Linked DNA regions of Mus musculus: region 1 is linked to region 2. Evidence: chromatin contacts called from ENCODE Hi-C or POLR2A ChIA-PET data. All regions are on one chromosome and are shown on one strand. The core of a region is the stretch at or near the end of the contact, and the rest is flanking DNA. Distances in the headings are between cores, read along the strand shown. Region 1 holds the start of Son (Son DNA binding protein). Region 2 holds the start of Ifngr2 (interferon gamma receptor 2).

Region 1 (4,681 bases), core at 643-3,142, 100 kb before region 2:
TGTCCAACAATAAATATCCTAAAAAGGAATTTATGTAGTTATGAAAAGTGTTCCAATAATTGAGACTTTGAAGGACAAACCTGCTCATAATCTATTATGTCTAAAATACAATACAAAATGACCACACTAAGAGAAAACACATTAAAAGGGCACGATGGCACAAGCCTTTTACAGAAGCAGAGGCGGGTGGATCTCTAAAGTTCAAGGCCAGCCTGGTCTTCAGAGCCACACAAAGAAACCCAGTCTCCAACCCCCACCCTACAAAAAAGTAAATACAACCAGTACAAGAGACTGCTTGAGTTTCAGAATGGTGGTAGCACTGGCCTTTAATCCCAGCAGAGGCAGGCAGATTCCTATTAGGGCAAGGCCGGCCTAATCTACACAGTGAATTCTAAGTCAGCCAGGACTACCTAGTGAGACCCTGACTCAAAAATCAAAGGTTTCCAGGTAAAATGATATTCCCTTAGTTTATGTTTCATCTCATTAAACAAACAAAAAAAAATACCCAATGTCTCAAAATGTTAAAAAGCAACACAGTGTATAAATATTTTTATTTAAAAAAAAAATTGTGACGCCACCATTGATTGAAAGATGACAACAGGGCAGCTTCAGCTACAAAGCTGTAAGCCATGACATTAGAGCCTGTCCACAAAAAAGAAAAAAAAAAAAAAGAAAGAAAACAAAAACAGCAACAAACAAAAACACCCTATCTTGAAAAAAAAACAATTTCTGCAATAAAATATGATTAACATTATTCTATCCACAGTCCCAGGTAATTTGGGCATATAATTTACAACTGCTTATCAGATGATTTTTCTAACTTATGTATTGCTCTGTTCTCAACTTAAACCATTCGTTAAAAAATAAAAGTAAAAAATATTTACCTCTGAATATTTCCTTAAGTTATAACATAACCCACACTATTTTCCTAAGTAAACAACTGAGGAGATCTCTTCAACATTAAATTCTGAGAACCAAGGCTAACCTCTGAAGTCTACTGGCAGTGACAAAAATCCGTCCGTTAAGTCGGGGTAGCAAGGAAAAATAACAAAAATAACACATACTCCACTTTCTACTCAATCAAATTACGCATCCAGCAGTTCCAAAGCCCCCTCCTATCATCCTCTCGAATATTTGATCTTGTATCTTACATCGAACTGAGATGTTTCAATTTACAACTGTGAAAAGAGTGCTAATCCGGTCTGAAGCACAGAGCAGTAACCGGGGCCCAAATCGTCTAATAAATAGACTGCGGTGGCCAAACGATCGCAAGCGTACAATAATAAAGAAGTTTTAAGGTTACCCAAGAAGCGGCCGTTAGAGACCCTTTCCGGCCATAGACACCGGCCGGCGAAATGCGCGGAGGCGGGGAGGGGGAGGGGAAAGGCGGCGGCGGAGGAGGAGCTGGGAAGGGAACTAGGCCCGTCCCTGGTGGACGCCGGGCCTCCGAGTAGCTGGAGGGTAGGGGGTGTCCAAACGAGGGAAAGGTGACCGTCTTAACTGGAAGAAAGAAACGGCGTGTGCGACACCGCGGAAGAGACGATCTTTCGCGAAAGGAACGAACGGGGAACTGGGGGGGTGGGGGGGGGGGCGGAAAATGGATCCCAGGCCCAGGCGGGGCCGTAGCGGGGCCTGAGCCGAGAAACGACGGCGTTCCGTGAAAGATGCCACGGGAGGCTAGATGAAGCCCTAACAGCCCGCGAGGAGCAGAAAAGTCTGGGAAGCGTTTACCTGGAAAGCTCCTGTTGTATTTCCCGGAATTTACTGACCACGAAAGACCTGAAAACCTGCTCGATGTCGGCCGCCATGGCGTCCGCTCCGTTCTCTCAACTACTCCTCGCTAGTCCTCCAGGCTCCCAGCATGCCTCGGGAGGAGGCGCAGCGGCCAATTCCTTTTATCCCTTTCCTGATTGGCTCGTGAGGGAGCGTCCGCACGGGCTCGCTCCACCCACGAGCCAATCAGCGAACACCGGCCCGCTCTCCTCCGCTGTTTCTGAGCCGCCGGGGTAGAGCTGCTGACGTTTGCGCCGCGCACGAACTCGGCCGCCATGTTAGTGGTTGACGCAGGCGCCATTACAGGAGAAGTCGCTCCCGAGGCGACCGCGACAGCTTCGGCTGTTGATCCCCTCAGCCTGCGGGGACTCCTAAGAGGCTTTCTATAGGGAGTAAATGCCTGAGATTAGAGGCCATGGAAAAAAAAAAAAGCTGGGGGACGAGAAAAGCCTCGGCTTGTCCGGCACGGAGCTCGAACGCGTTTGTTGCAAGCGCCAAGTTTACTTTGGTCAGGGAGACGTGCATGAGAAAGAAATCCCCGTCCCGCGTCCCCACTATGAGTTGGAAAGGAGCCATTCCCATTCTGCCTCGATGCTTGCTATAACCGGCCTCGCGTAGTTTTTAGCAAAGGCTGGAGCGTCTGAGCGACCTGCGTTCTAAACGCAGTGCGCTTGAGCTGCTCCGGAGTCCAGCCCTGGCCGCTCCGCCCTGGCGCTTGGTGAGCAGCCACAGTCAGGCAGCCTCGGCTCTGCCCCCAGTGTAGGAGGCTCTGGGGTAAACGCAGGGACCTTAAGTGACAGCCCCTGACGAGCATCATCAGCTCTAATCGTGGTGCCAGGGATTCTGAGCCCGGCTAGGCAGCGGGCTCCGACCGCACCCTAAGGCGGGAGGAACCCCCACGGGTCGCCTCGCGGGCGGGGACCTAGGCGGGCTGCGGCCAATGAGCAGCCGAGTCCATCGGAGGCGGGGCAGAGGCCGGGGCGCGCTGGATTCCCCGGGCCAACTTCCGGCGGGTGCGAGTGGCGGGTGCGAGCCGGAGCTGCGTGGCGGGGCTTGCAGGTGCGTGAATGCCTTAGTTCTTAAGATGATGCGTGGACTGCCTAAACGCTTTGACCCATGGGTTTAACCTCAGCGACCGGTGCTACTCTTGAAACGAAACTGGCGTGACTGGCGAAAAGCCCACGTGCTTTGCACGGCCTTGATGGAGGTCGGCCAGGTAGTTCTTTCCCAGCTTTCTAATTCTGAGGCCGGGTCCAGGTTTCTGTGCATCTCTGCCTTGTAAAGACAGACCCTGTACACCGATGGTTTTTTTATCCGCTCTAGTTTTATCACAGTAACTAACCATTTACCTGGACCACTTTCGTATTTGGTTTCTACTTTTTCAAAACAAATATTTGGAAGTGGTTTTAACCGATTCTTTTATTCTCTCCTTACCCTATTCTCTTGTTCTCGCTATAAATTGCCTGTTAGTTAACTGACACCCAAGAAGTTACAAAAGACTCTCCGAGTCTCCCGGCTAGTAAGGCCTTGACACCGGAGCCCAGGCACCCAGCCGCTGCTGGTGAAGAGACCAGTCCTGCTATTTCACAGATCCTGACTAGTAAAATGAAAATTGTCTTCTTGCACTGCTTTCTTATTCAAGTTAGATTTTTTAAAAAGTTTAATGGCTTCAGCTATTTCTCTAAGAAAATGACACAGAATTGAACTAAAGTCTATCTTATGTGTAGGAGCGTTGTCCCTTACATGTATGTTTGTGCCCACGTGCATACAATGAACGCCCCAAAGAAGCCGGAAGAAAGCATTCAGTCTCCAGACCCAGATTAGGATGTTTGTGAGCCACCTTGTGGGTGCTGGGAGACTAAACCCCAGCCCTCTGCAAGAGAACTAAGTGTTCTTAACCTTACCAGTCTGCTTGGGTTTTCCTTAAATATGTAATCCCAAAGTAAAGGATCAATTTAGAATTTACATATTTCAGTTTTCTTCTTTCCGTAACCATCTTCTACATAAGTAAATATCTTGATAATATCTTTGCTCCCCCCCCTCCTTTTATTGGTGCTAGAATTTGAACACAAGGCTTCTATTCTAAGCAATAGGTATCAATTAGGTATATGAAGTAACAACACATAGCAAATTAGTACTTCCTATTTCTGGGTACTTTGTAGTATACAATATTTTTTTTTAAAGAATTGTTTATTTTATGTATGTGAGTACACTGTAACTGTCTGAAGACACACCAGAAGAGGGCATTGGATCCCATTACACATGGTTGTGAGCCACCATGTGGTTGCTGGGGATTGAACTCAGGACCTCATCAGTGCTCTTAACCACTGAGCCATCTTTCCAGCCCCCCCCCCCCCACACACACACACCTTTTTTTCTTAAAGAATTGTTTCAGTTAATTCTTTTTTTTTTTTTTTTTTTTTTAAAGATTTATTTATTTATTATATGTAAGTACACTGTAGCTGTCTTCAGACGCACCAGAAGAGGGCATCAGATCTCATTACGGGTGGTTGTGAGCCACCATGTGGTTGCTGGGATTTGAACTCCTGACCTTTGGAAGAGCAGTCGGGTGCTCTTACCCACTGAGCCATCTCACCAGCCCCCAGTTAATTCTTAAGAACTAAACTTTTAACAAATGCTTGTATTCAAATGAGATGTTAGTATTTAATTGTGGTTTCTAATAGATTTCCAATCTAGAGACTCCCGTAAGATCTCAAATCATAAGCCTGCAAGCTGTAGACAATAGACAAATGATTCTGCCACTTGTTTTTGTGTGGATACCAAACAAAACTGGTGGGAGGAGCCAGATGTGGTGGCACATGCTTGTAATCTCAGCACTAGGGAAGCAGAGGCCAGAGGATCTCGCTGAAGCCCTGAGACCTGCTGTAGCAAGTTCTCAGTCAACCAG
Region 2 (5,003 bases), core at 1,799-4,298:
GGTGGGAGTCTCATTATTGTTAGGGGCTGACAGGTCCCCCACAGGCTTTGAATACCGGGTCTCCAGCCTGTGAGGCTATTTTGAGGGCTGTGGAGCCTGTAAGTGCAGGGCCTGCGTGAAGGAACAGATCGGCAGAGACAGGTCTTTGAAGGCTATACCCACTCCCTGGTTCTAGCCTCTCTCTATGCCTCTTGGTCAGCCTCACATGAATTAGACCTGACACCAATGACCTCACCTCCAGCAACTTAAATGTGACAGGGAAATAAACAGTCCTCACCCTTCAGTCAGAACCAGGAAGTGATTCTTTTTAGTAAATCCCCACAGCAAGTGGGTTTTTTTTTTCTCCCTAGATCATTTGTCTCTTCCTGGCAGTAAAATATGAAGATTAAAAGAGAGAAAATAGAGGCAGGTGGATTTCTGAGTTCGAGGCCAGCCTGATCTACAAAGTGAGTTCCATGACAGCCAGGGATATACAGAGAAACGCTGTCACGAAAAACAAAAACAAAAACAAAAACAAAAGAGAGAGAGAGAGAGAGAAAATACACACAGCCCTTAGCAGCTTGTCTCAATAAATGGGAGCTAGGATTATCACCTATCCAATTACAAGACAGTTCCACCTGAAGAGACAACACCCAAACAGGAAATTCCCTAACACCCATTGGTTTGGATATTCCTTCAAACACACACATACACACATACACAGATACATAGACACACACACACACACAGAGTTACACACAGACACAGAGACACACACACACATATACACTCACAGACACATAGACACACACACAGTTACACACACAGAGACACACATGCACACATACACTCACAGACACACATACAGATACATAGAGACACACAGAGTTACACACAGAGACACACATGCACACACAGACACATAGAGACACACACACATAGAGTTGCATACAGAGAGACATACACACAGACACACACATACACGCACACACTCACATGCTCACACACGGCTACTCCACAGTACAAAGAGCAGCCATGGCTACAAGCAGAAGCCTTGATCCTTCTGTGCAGGAAACTGAATAACTAAAGAGTCTCATGCTATCAATTATTCTTTTTTGTTTTGTTTTTATGATCTACAGCAAATGGCTGCCACCTAACAAAGCAACAGAGAGTAACTCCAGCCTGTTTGGGGTACAGTATTGATATGCTAGCCTTGACTCCCTGGAGCGTTTTACAAATGTTCCTTTCAAAGCCTTGTTTCCGGGGCTGTGAGATGGCCCGGTGGTTAAGGGCACTTGCTACTCTATTAGAGTTCTAGCCCCAGCAGGGCAGCTCAGAACTATTTATAGCTCCAGTTCTGGGAGATATGATGGCCTCTTTTGGCTTCCGTAAGCACCAGGAACTCAAGTGGTGCATAGACATACATAGACATGCAGGCAAAACATGAATATGTTGTTAAAAGCAATTTTATGATTCCTGAGGGCCATTCATAACCTATGGAACAGTTATGGGAATCTTCTCATTACCTGTTGGCCGCAAGAACAATGTCAATATTTTCACTCTGCACTGTGACTAAAAGGGTTTCTTTTAAACATATCCTAGTTTTTCTTTTAAAAAAAAAGTGTGAAAATTTCGCGTTAAGAGTGGCATGAGAGTCTAAGAAATTTACAAAAGGCTACCATTTTCAAAATATCTAAGGATCCAATTTGTTGTTAATGAGCCACAGACCACGACTTTTGTGGAGCATAATAAAAAGTTAATCATTAGAAAAATGTCTGTTGTAAAGTTTCTAAATACGCCTATCAACTTCTGAACACATAGTTCACAGACATCTCAGACAATCGCAGGCTCTCCTCCAAAGGAGACCTGTGTGTGTGGGTGTGTCAGACACAGATTGCTCAAGGCAAAATGGGGAACATCAGAGCCAGGGTTTAAAGTCTTTGTCTGACTCCAGGAGAACAAGTTAACTGCGTAACCCACTCATCCTCCTGTGCTCCTCTGCCCTTAAGGAGAAAGGGAACTTAAGGGCCTTTGCAGGGATGCTGACAGAGGACCAACTAACTCCTCAACACCACTTCCAATGGGAGGGAACGTCCCAATTCGTAGGCTTATTTAACTAATGGCCAAACTATAAAAAAAACAAAATAAACAACAACAGCAAGACCCACTGAGTAAACCAAGCCGGCCCGGCCGGCCAGAAACTTCAGGACCCCTTTTTCTCATCCTGAGTTCTGTGTTTTCACAAGGGTGCACCCCACTACCACTGTGGACTCCAGATATCCAAGCTTTGATATGATCTCTGCACGGGAAAGAACCCAGCAAAATATAATCACGTAGGAAGAATGTTCTTGGTTAGTGATGTCTTTCTTTTGTTGGTTTTGATGACTGGCTCATAAATACAGTCAGGTTGGTGACAAAAGTGGGAAGTTGAACCCCGGTAAAGGGCTGTGTGGGCGGAGTAGGATAGAGCTGAGATTAAAAGTGTGCCTCAGCTGACCCTCTGTCCCCATACACTGGAGGGGACACAGGCATTTCTGCTCCCCATCTATAAGATCCCGAGGAACTGAGTACGAGGATTTTATAGGCTGCCCAGACAAATACTGGTCCTGCCCGTCAGCTGATCTCCCTGGCACCAAGGAGCCAAAGACGAACTGGGCTCTCCACCTCCAGGCCTGGAATTCCCCGTGGTCCACGCTACACTCACTGCAGCTCCCTCTTGCAGATTCCTCCTGGTCGGTGCCCCGTCCGATCGCGGTCACCCGCAGATCGGGAACGACTGCAGAACCCCACCCTGTGCCGGGTGCAAGCTCCCGGAGCCACCCACGCGCGGACGCGACACCCAGGAGAGCCCGAGGAGTCGGGGGTGGGGTGGGGGGTCTCCTGGGTCGCGCTTACCTGGCGAGGACGCCGCGGCACCGAGCCCACAGAGCAGCAGCGACGGCAGCCACAGTGGCAAAGGCCGCATGGCCCGGGCGGCCCGGGACCGCGGGGTGGACGCCGCTCAGACTCGCACCGCAGCGGCCATGGCGAGCCGAGCGCCCGCCTCTTCCCCAGCCTAGCCGCAGAGCCGCCTCGCCCCGCCTGCGTCCCGCCCCGCCCCCACCGCGCCCGGCCCCGCCCCCGCCCGGCCCGTGGGGACTTTCCCCGGTGTTCCCGGGAACCGCGGCCCCCGCAGCCCAGCACACAGCCCCGGTGACTCCGGCCACACCTCGCCGAGCCGACCTCCAATGTGTGGCCAGAGATCTCTAGTACCATCCTTCTGGAGAGACCCGTGGACACCCATCCCCACCCTACCCCACCCCACTTCGGACTCCCGCCACGTACGATTTAAGGACCCATTTATTTTGAATTCTGTTCTCTTTAATGACCGGAAAGATCGTGCTAAGCTTTGAATCCTTTTAAGCAAAGGGCTACTTAAGGGTATAGCAGAGAGGACCCTCTAGGCCGTGGTGTCACAGAGGAAGAAAAGCTAGAGGAACTGTACTGGTTGCTTAATAGTCTGTGGGTTTGGCCCTCTGTGGCTGTGAAGCTACGAGGAAGTGACCCCAGAGCAGGGCAGGGATAGGCTCCCAGCCTGAGCCTTCCCCAGTGGCCAGCCTGTTGGCAGAGACGTTCACACCTCGGCCACAAAAAAGGGGGCAACGAAAGGAATGGTTAGAGGGAGACAAGAGTCAAAGAAAGGGGTCATCGAACCGCAGCTATTGCTCCTAACCGCTGAGGCCTCAGTCTTAGGAAGCCACTTTAAACTGTAGTTGAAGCTGGCCTTGAACTTCACAGATCCTCACATCTCTACCTCTCAGGGGTTAGTCGTGGGCCCCCAAACCCTTCCCTTGTGCCTGTGGCTCCAGAAGTTGGCCTGTTATAAAAATACGTGATGAAATTATCTAGCAAAAATTTGAACTATGACTTGAGAATTTCAAGACCCAGAAATGTACTTACATGCCAAGGAGAAGAGGAGGGCTGTGGGGATCCTCTCAACAGGACGTGTTGAAAACCGCAGAGGAGAGAAAACCTAACCACACAGGCTGTGGATTATAAGTATACCCCTCTGAGTGCCCCGTGCCCTGCCCCCGGCATGTTTTATTTTTATGAGACAGGGTAAGGAAAAGGACTCAGCTAAAGCCACGAAGGACCTGTGATCACTAAGCTTTTCAGCCTGTGGTCTTGACCCCAAATGGTAAGCCTTTGGAAGTGCTACTACTGCCTCACCCCACTCCCTACCACACCCCTGTCTAGAATCTCCCTCCCTCAGCACAGTGCTAAGGGCATATTCCCTGGATCTGTACCCCATGCCTCAAGCATACAACCCCCCAAAGACAAGCGTTTCTCTCCTTTCCCCAAGGCAACTTTGTCAGGGCAAGGCCAGCTAGGTGCTGGCATCCACTCTCTTGCCCTTCCTGCCTAGAGGAACCCTGATGTCGTTGATAGCTGAGTCTTCTGTTGAGATCTGGCAGCTGGCAGCGGAAGATAACAGGAACTCCGGTCTGGCATTTCCTGTGTGTGTAGCACTCCTGGCTCTGTCTGTCCCTCTGAGCAACTGCTTTGATTGTGCTGTGTGCCGCCATTTCTGTGTTCTCTCTCTTACCTCCCCATTGCTTCTCCCCTTTGGAGGTAGGCTTATTGTGGACACAGCAAAAGACTAAACCTTAGGGTGTTTTATTTGCATCTTCCAAAACCATGAGAGCAAAGACTGGTCCCAGCACTGCATGAACACAATCACAATGCTTTCAAAAATATTTATGTGTGTGTGTGTGTGTGTGTGTGTGTGTGTGTGTGTGTGTGTGTGTGCAGGGCCCTGTGGAGATTATCACCTCCCAGGAAGTGAAGTTACATATGGCTGTGAGGTCCTGGAATTCTGGGCCTTTGCAAGAGCATCAGGCCCTCTTAACTGCTGAGCGAATCTCCAGTCCCTGGAGATCTGCAAAGTAGGAGATTTTAGCCACTTTGATAAGGCTTCTGTGTCTTTCCTCTTGAAGTTTCTATCTGACACACTTCTCACATAGGGAAGTGTCCGGTAGCTATGA

The links. Hi-C counts contacts between places; a loop is a spot of excess contacts on that map. ChIA-PET counts read pairs that join two places held with the same protein, here RNA polymerase II (POLR2A).
Region 1: a map of heart shows a loop between it and region 2 (2.0-fold over the local background). The contact joins the promoter of Son here to the promoter of Ifngr2 in region 2. A Hi-C loop is called at or near these places in 1 of 37 maps with a recorded cell type or tissue (heart). POLR2A ChIA-PET finds 5 or more read pairs at or near these places in 3 of 5 experiments (Patski and embryonic stem cell).

What each region holds. Positions count from the first base shown.
Region 1 is chr16:91,645,035-91,649,715 of GRCm38, reverse strand. It overlaps Son (Son DNA binding protein), which reads right to left and starts at 1,892. Exons shown (of 12, transcript NM_178880.4): 1 at 1,732-1,892. The coding sequence starts at 1,808. Gart (phosphoribosylglycinamide formyltransferase) reads left to right here and starts at 2,744. Exons shown (of 22, transcript NM_010256.2): 1 at 2,744-2,832.
Region 2 is chr16:91,545,104-91,550,106 of GRCm38, reverse strand. Ifngr2 (interferon gamma receptor 2) reads right to left here and starts at 3,048. Exons shown (of 7, transcript NM_008338.4): 1 at 2,875-3,048. The coding sequence starts at 2,944.